Regions from separate parts of the Homo sapiens genome. Here all the other regions are linked to region 1. The links are chromatin contacts, found by Hi-C or POLR2A ChIA-PET in ENCODE. All regions are on one chromosome and are shown on one strand. Each heading gives the region's core, a stretch centred on a gene start or an enhancer-like site at or near the end of the contact. The rest is flanking DNA. Distances are from core to core; before and after follow the strand shown.

The links. A loop is a pair of places that touch in the nucleus more often than their neighbours do. ChIA-PET counts read pairs that join two places held with the same protein, here RNA polymerase II (POLR2A). Pooled maps may share reads with other maps.
Region 2: a map with no recorded cell type shows a loop between it and region 1 (2.3-fold over the local background). The contact joins the enhancer-like site here to the promoter of PRMT6 in region 1. A Hi-C loop is called at or near these places in 2 of 37 single-sample maps with no recorded cell type and 2 of 50 pooled maps. POLR2A ChIA-PET finds 5 or more read pairs at or near these places in 1 of 52 experiments (activated CD4-positive, alpha-beta T cell).
Region 3: a loop to region 1 is called in a map of OCI-LY7, with 4 times the contacts of the local background. The contact joins the enhancer-like site here to the promoter of PRMT6 in region 1. A Hi-C loop is called at or near these places in 1 of 168 maps with a recorded cell type or tissue (OCI-LY7), 2 of 37 single-sample maps with no recorded cell type and 1 of 50 pooled maps.

What each region holds. Positions count from the first base shown.
Region 1 is chr1:107,055,276-107,058,029 of GRCh38, forward strand. PRMT6 (protein arginine methyltransferase 6) reads left to right here and starts at 1,399. Exons shown (of 1, transcript NM_018137.3): 1 at 1,399-2,754. The coding sequence starts at 1,441. The coding sequence ends at 2,568. RefSeq lists enhancers at 1,631-1,680, 1,701-1,840, 1,851-1,980, 1,991-2,200.
Region 2 is chr1:107,433,084-107,435,837 of GRCh38, forward strand. All of the region lies in intron 6 of NTNG1 (netrin G1), which reads left to right. Among named protein-coding and RNA genes, the nearest start is that of NTNG1, 290 kb to the left of the region's middle. Within about 2 kb of position 1,353, at least 2 of the 41 ENCODE cell types and tissues checked have a DNase peak (open chromatin) inside an H3K27ac peak, as active enhancers do.
Region 3 is chr1:107,358,230-107,360,983 of GRCh38, forward strand. The region is part of intron 3 of NTNG1 (netrin G1); the gene reads left to right. Among named protein-coding and RNA genes, the nearest start is that of NTNG1, 220 kb to the left of the region's middle. Within about 2 kb of position 1,387, at least 3 of the 41 ENCODE cell types and tissues checked have a DNase peak (open chromatin) inside an H3K27ac peak, as active enhancers do; they include OCI-LY7, where a contact is called at or near this core.

The sequences.
Region 1 (2,754 bases), core at 149-2,648:
AGAAAATAAAAATCCATTTTACTCTGAGTGACTTTTTTTTCAAGCTGGCAGAAAATGGCATTATGCCCACCTTGTTAATAACACGGACACCCATACAGATGCCACACATATTTAAAAACATATTTTATTTCCATTATGGACAACAAAAAGAGAGTAACAGCTGATGGTTGACTACAAGAAAAATATAAGAGAAAGAGGAGAGTGTCAATATTGCCCGGACAAGAAAACACAGGAAAAAATGAATTGCATTGAGAAAGTGATTAAAAGAAATTGATTCCGTTATTTCTGAGAGAAAAAAACGCATATATATATAGAATACACCTAGCAACGAGTTTGCTTGTATCACATGGCTCTTGAGTCTGCACTTTTCAGGATTTAACTCTTAAGAGAGCCACAGAATTATCAGAGCAGAGCCGAAAGCCAAGTAACTATTCTTCTAAGTAGAACCAGAAACCTAGTTCTTCCCCAACTGCAATGAAGATTCGCTGGTGGGTGAATGGGCAACTAAAGGCCAGAGAAGTTCTATTATTTGCCCTAAATCACTCAACTAATTAGTGGTCATACTGGAATCAGAACCAAGATTTTGCATTGTTAGGTTTTAATTTTGTTACATTTGCACTCTAACTGCACTGAAAACAGAAAAAAGAAATGCGTAGTGCAGTTTCTAAATTGCCACAGCTGGAGCACTTTAAGAGCTACAATTGTCCAGTTAAGGCGGTAGTGGGTGGATGGTGCTGCCATGTTAATTCGGTGGAATAAAACCAGAGGTGAGTTAGGCCGGGCGCGGTGGCTCACGCTTGTAATCCCAGCACTTTGGGAGGCCGAGGTGGGCGGATCACCTGAGGTCGCGAGTTTGAGACCAGCCTGACCAACAGGGAGAAACCCCGTCTACCAAAAATACAAAATTAGCCGGCCCTGGTGGCATGCGCCCGTAATCCCAGCAACTCGGGAGGCTGAGGCAGGAGAATCGCTTGAACCCAGGAGGCGGAGGTTGCGGTGAGCGGAGATCGCGCCATTGCACTCCAGCCTGGGAAACAAGAGCGAAACTCCCTCTCAAAAAAAACAAAAAACAGAAAAACAAACAAAAAAAACAGAGGTGAGTTCAGCAGAAGAAACAAAGGTGGATTATTAGTCTTAAGTGTGCGTGCCTACTTCAGGAAGGGAGTGAAAGCAAAAAACTGAGGAGCTAAGGGTGGGAGGGGGAATGAAAGGATCTCAGAATGTGGGCGTCGTGGGTGGGAAAAGGGATGCCAGGACACCAGAAGAGCAATACAAAACAGCTCCCGTGAGCAGGCACAGGAGACCTTCCGCGCCGCCGGCCGGGCGACCCCGCAGGAAGTAGGAAGGACGAGCGCGCACTACAAGTCCCAGAAGCCCCCGTTTCCTGGAGCCCGCGCCGTGCCGCGCTACGCCCGCCGGGAGCCGGGCAGAGCGGCCAAGATGTCGCAGCCCAAGAAAAGAAAGCTTGAGTCGGGGGGCGGCGGCGAAGGAGGGGAGGGAACTGAAGAGGAAGATGGCGCGGAGCGGGAGGCGGCCCTGGAGCGACCCCGGAGGACTAAGCGGGAACGGGACCAGCTGTACTACGAGTGCTACTCGGACGTTTCGGTCCACGAGGAGATGATCGCGGACCGCGTCCGCACCGATGCCTACCGCCTGGGTATCCTTCGGAACTGGGCAGCACTGCGAGGCAAGACGGTACTGGACGTGGGCGCGGGCACCGGCATTCTGAGCATCTTCTGTGCCCAGGCCGGGGCCCGGCGCGTGTACGCGGTAGAGGCCAGCGCCATCTGGCAACAGGCCCGGGAGGTGGTGCGGTTCAACGGGCTGGAGGACCGGGTGCACGTCCTGCCGGGACCAGTGGAGACTGTAGAGTTGCCGGAACAGGTGGATGCCATCGTGAGCGAGTGGATGGGCTACGGACTCCTGCACGAGTCCATGCTGAGCTCCGTCCTCCACGCGCGAACCAAGTGGCTGAAGGAGGGCGGTCTTCTCCTGCCGGCCTCCGCCGAGCTCTTCATAGCCCCCATCAGCGACCAGATGCTGGAATGGCGCCTGGGCTTCTGGAGCCAGGTGAAGCAGCACTATGGTGTGGACATGAGCTGCCTGGAGGGCTTCGCCACGCGCTGTCTCATGGGCCACTCGGAGATCGTTGTGCAGGGATTGTCCGGCGAGGACGTGCTGGCCCGGCCGCAGCGCTTTGCTCAGCTAGAGCTCTCCCGCGCCGGCTTGGAGCAGGAGCTGGAGGCCGGAGTGGGCGGGCGCTTCCGCTGCAGCTGCTATGGCTCGGCGCCCATGCATGGCTTTGCCATCTGGTTCCAGGTGACCTTCCCTGGAGGGGAGTCGGAGAAACCCCTGGTGCTGTCCACCTCGCCTTTTCACCCGGCCACTCACTGGAAACAGGCGCTCCTCTACCTGAACGAGCCGGTGCAAGTGGAGCAAGACACGGACGTTTCAGGAGAGATCACGCTGCTGCCCTCCCGGGACAACCCCCGTCGCCTGCGCGTGCTGCTGCGCTACAAAGTGGGAGACCAGGAGGAGAAGACCAAAGACTTTGCCATGGAGGACTGAGCGTTGCCTTTTCTCCCAGCTACCTCCCAAAGCAGCCTGACCTGCGTGGGAGAGGCGTAGCGAGGTCGGAGGGGAAAGGGAGATCCCACGTGCAAGTAGGGGGAATATCTCCCCCTTTTCCCTCATAGCCTCTAGGGAGGGAGAGTGACTTCATTCTCCATTTGAAGAGATTCTTCTGGTGATGTT
Region 2 (2,754 bases), core at 103-2,602, 380 kb after region 1:
GAAGAGTTTTCCTCTCCATTTCTAGAAAGTTTATTAATTAAAATTATAAACTTTTGGAAAATTCCATTTTATCGAGGTAAACCTGTTTCTATTTAGTATTTTGTACTTGAAACCAAGCGAAGTACTTGGTGAACACAAAGGAGTGCATTCCTAGGTACTATTAAAGTTAGCTACATTAGGCCAGGTGCAATGGCTAATGCCTGTAATCCCAGCACTTTAGAAGGCCCGGGCAGGTGGATCACTTAAGGTCAGGAGTTTGAGACCAGCCTGGCCAACATGGTGAAACCACATCTCTACTGAAAGAGATAAAAAATTAGCTGAGCGTGGTGGCCTGTGCCTGTAATCCCAGCTACTCAGAAGGCTGAGGCAGGAGAATCAGTTGAACTCGAGAGGTAGAGGTTGCAGTGAGCTGAGAGAATAGCGCCACTGCACTCCAGCCTGGGCTACAGAGCGAGACTCCATCTCAAAAAATAAAATAAAATAAAAAGTAATATTAGCTAGATTGTTCCCTCACCCACCATAATTTCTTAAATTATTGCCCTTTTCTAAAGAAGAAAATTGTGTTTCAAGAATGAATAGAAAAATTTAGCTAGCTGATAGGTACTAAGGTCTATCTTTTATCTGTAGTGCTTATATGCACACAATGAATTAATAACAATTTCCTTAAAAAGCTGTAGATTTCACTTACCCTGCTTGAGGCGCTGAGGACAGTGGTACTGGGGCTGCCTGTGCACTAGGCTGGAGTTTGCCCTCTCAGGGCCGTTGGAAGCCTCTGGCTCCTTTGCTAAGGTTTGCCCTATGAGACAGCATGAACCTATTTGCTATTTTCCACAATTAAGATTCCTAAAGGGCTTGCGGCAGGACTGTTAAATTCGAAAGGATACATCACAAGTAATTGAGAGTTAATCTTAATACCATTTTGTATAGAAAGCACTAATGAAAATGAAGGGATATTTACCCCATTCACTTTCACAGAATAAGGCACTAATCTTGGAAACTTTGAACTTCATCTAAGTCTCATCTACATTAAAAATAAAAAAAGAACACTTTGCCAATTCTTTAACAACTGACAATAAAATTCACCACCCTTGCTGTAAAGGAACAACTCATATCTTTGACAAAATGTAGGCTCTGTGTGATGAAATAGATGTTGTAAAATACTTGCATCATTTTATATTATGGCAAATATAAAATGCAGCAGGCTATTCCATGTTGCCACAGTGATTGCTGCTTTGTAATTACTGGTGAATTTGCCCATTTTTTCTACAAATTCCAAACACAGCCATGTCTCCAAAGATACATGTAATTACCCTGTAATGACATAGCAATTACATGAAGATGACATCCTTGCATGCTTCTGTTTCATGTAAACTTGAGCATTAAGCAGGAAGCTAGAGGATATATGGTTTGTGACCCTGAGTAATCACTGTTAATAATCCAGCTGACAAGCTTTGCATCACAATGAAACAGAGCTCAGCAGCTGCTGCTAAGCATTTCTTAAAATTATGATGTATAATTTTTAATTCCCCTTTGAAACCCATGGTTGGGTAATCAGAGGTACCTTAAATAGAATAAGGGGAACATAAGACACTTTTAATACCTGTAAATCAATTCTAGTATAACTTTTAAATGAAGCACCCCCTGCCAGGTATTTTACGTTGCTTTGTAATCTAACAGTCCTGCATGTTCTTCCTAATTTCATGGAATAAAATATGATCCTCCAAGACTCTTTGCATTACTCCAATATCCACCATTGACCATCATTCCATAAATGACACTTTTAAAAAACTGAATTATTTGTTACATAAGGTGAAGGGAAGGCCACACCCCTTCTTGTCCTTTATTTTCATGACTGCAAAACATTACACTTACCCACATTTTCCTATGACAATGACTGGGATATATTATGGTTTAAATGTTTTACTGTTTTGTTTAATTTTGTTTACATTTTTTGCCTCTAAAATCTTATATTAATTAATGGTCATGGGCTAATTGACTGGAGGAGTATGTGAATTCACGTTGGCCAGATGTAACTCTGCTTACTGGCTTACAAAACATTGGTGATTTATTGTCAACTTACACACTTTAAACAGTAAAAAAAAAAATTACAGTTTCGATATAGGTACAAATTTATAATGTGCCTATGTACAGACAAACATTAAAAGCTTTCACAAAATTAGTATTTTAAAATATTTTTAATCTGCTTCCATATACACATGCATATTAAAATAGAAAATGTTAATTTAAAATAAAACTCTAGTTGTTAAGTACAAACTAAGCCAGGCAAGGAGAGAGCATTTTAGAGTTTATTAAGTTTTATTTTTACCTACATATATAACTATTCATCATATAAATGTTTGTTTTATAAGAATGCTGAACTCGAAACCTGACTTAATTAGCATAAAATAAATCATAATTCTAAGGTACTCCACATTTATTTGAAGAATAATTAGTGTCTGTGACATAAACTTAGAATCAAACCCCTAGACCCATCTATAAGGCTAAACCCTGAATCCCCATAGCAAATCTAATATGCCAAACTTGATTATATTAAACTAAATTTTCAAGACTTCTCTTGGTTAGTTGGATGGTATAGTTTTATTTGGTTTTTCATGAGGGAACTGCTTAATGTACCCATTTTTAAATAATGGAAACTGAGAGGCACAATAACTTCCTCAAAAGTATTAGAAGAGTAATGAGGAAAGAAACTTTAGCTCACAGTACCCAAAAGCTGCCAGCTACCTGCACTATCTT
Region 3 (2,754 bases), core at 137-2,636, 300 kb after region 1:
ACTAAGAAATATTAAGTGCTACCTCTACTTGAGTTATTTTAAAAATTTAGTTCTTCAAGCCTTATTGAAGAAGATGATACTCTCAAGTTGAGCACTGGAAAATAGATGGGCATGAGGAGATAGTACTTAATTTTTTTTTTTTTTTGACATCTATGACTAGAATTAATCAACAGCAAATGGCCACTTGCACATAGATTTGGTCACGAGTGGGGGTTTCCTGTTCTGGATGAGTCTGTCTAATGTAAACTTTTTCTTTACAATCAATTCATTTGTTGCATTCTAGTGTTGATCTAGCCCACTGAAAATCTGGTCATCTTTTTCCAAACTAATACAGAGCACTGACCTATGGGGGAGAAAAGCCTAAATTTTAGTGTATCTGTTTTGAAAGTAAGGAATTCTAAAGAGGACCTTACGATGATAATCAAATCATTCCAGGAAAAAAAAAAAGGCAGAGAGTTTAACAACATCTACAAGCTGCTGTTGCTTAAAAACACAGTATTTGAACTGCAATTTGAGCATATTTTTACCCTTCAGACATTACAAACATGCCATAACACCCTGCTGTGAGGACAGCTTTGGTGCCCCAGAAGTAAAAGAGTTTAGCTGTGATTAAAGGATTGAAGTCTGTGCCTTGAACTGACAGATTAGTTTATGCTAGGTTTTCTCTGTTAATTCTAGACTTGACAGCTCCACTGTAAATTAATCTAAATTATGGCCAACTGCTACAAGGCTGATCATTGTCTCACAAAAAAATATAAAGTTCTATTGAAAATGCGGACGTCTCTATCACCAAATGTTACTCCAATTTGCTAGAAATCTGAACAAGGCAACTTAAAACACACACACAGGAAATTGCAGCTCCTAGATGCCAGTAGAGCTATAGAGATTTGGACACACAAACTGAGCTGTTGGGGAGAACGGGTCTGACTTCTGTGGTCACTGATGTGTGAGCCTCAGTGTTTGTCTTTAGCAGCTCATGACAATGTAATTACATCCTGCGTGCCCAATTTTTCTCATAAATGAAGTTGATAAATATAAACTACAGTTTATGATTGTGAATCACAGCCTGAAGCAATACAGCATGGTCATTGATTGCAGAGAAATATAAATAGGAGATGATAATAGATTGACTGAATCTGAACCCTATCACAGACCAGTTAAGATATCAGAGAATCAGAGAATGGCTTAAGAGAAGCCTTAGTTTCCCAGGAAGAGAAGAGAAAACAGGTCTGGTGGGCAAACAAAGGCTTTATAGCTTCATTAACCTATTCATACCTATAGGATGATCATTTCTCTGGAAATTGCCCCTATCTGAGACTTGATTGAGAGTAGGCATCAGAAGTGAAGGGTGACTTTTTCTATTTTCTGTCTGTCCTTGGCAAGCTCCCCCACCCCCAACACATTTGCATCACTGATTCTATGTTCTTAAATTTGGAGCTTCCTGTTTCTGTGATTAGAAAACCTACAGATAGGTTTACATTTGCATTCACTGTTCATATCATTAGGGAGCTGAACAGACAGTATTGAGTGCATACACCGTGCTAATTCACCTTTACATCTGAAGGAAAAAATACTAAGTGTGATAAGATGAAAAAAAAGGAAAAGAGAGAAGTGGAAATACATATTTATAGAAAACAGTATTTTCTCCAAAACTATCACGAGATAGTCACTGCTATTTATTGTGTAACTTATGTAAACCCAAAACAGTTGGGCCCAATCTGGTCCCCAGATATATCTTATTTGGTCGACACAACATTTTACTTATTTTTTATTTGCATACCTCTTAATCAAGCCTAAACTGTTCACACATGGTTGCTGCTCCCGCCACACCCTGTTGTCTTATACAGGGTCTGCTTACCTGCCTGACAACCGACCAACCCTTTGGTCTATAGCACTCAAACATATTGATTAGAAAAATTGATTTTTTTTAGGAAAATGTTTAGTGGGCATTATATACCAGGTACTGAACTTGACACACCAAAACAATAAATATAATTTCAGGCAGTGATATATACCATGAAGAAAAATGAATCAGGGTAAGGGAAAGAGAATAAGAAGACAGCCACTTTAGGAAGAGGTGATCTGAGAGGTCAGAATATCAGAACAAAAGTTAAAGGATGTGAAAGAGTGGGCCACGGAAATATCTGTGGAAGAACATTCCAAAAAGAGAAACAGTGAGTGTAAAGACCCTGAAGAGAAATAGAAAGTACAGTATGGAATACTCAAGGTGGAAAGTGATAGAAATTAAGGTAGGAGAGATGAGCAAATGCCAAATTGTTTAGGTCCTATAGGCAACAGGAAGCCACTGGAAGATTTTCAGCAAGGAAATCAAGTAATATAATTTATATGATAATGAATGGATAGTCTCTAATTCATGGGTAGTACATAAATAATTTATTTGAATTCTGAAAAGTATTTGCAAAGTCAAGTAATGCCTGTGAAATTTTATCTGCATTATCAGTCTGCTTAGCAAATCAATATATTAGAAAGCATTTAAGTAGCAACTAATATGTGCACATCCTATGCTAAGCCCTGTTTAGGATGTAAAGATCACTTAATATATGGTCCTTGACTCATAGCCGAGAGGCTACTTTCTAACATCTAGTCACCAGTCACTGAGTATCTCTCGTCCATGCCTCCAGAATACATGTTACATATTTCTTCCCATGATTACTAGAAAGACTTAAGAAACTTAGTTTTGTTATTGATTTGTATACATGACACATAAATCTGCTTCTCGTGTAACTGCTATCT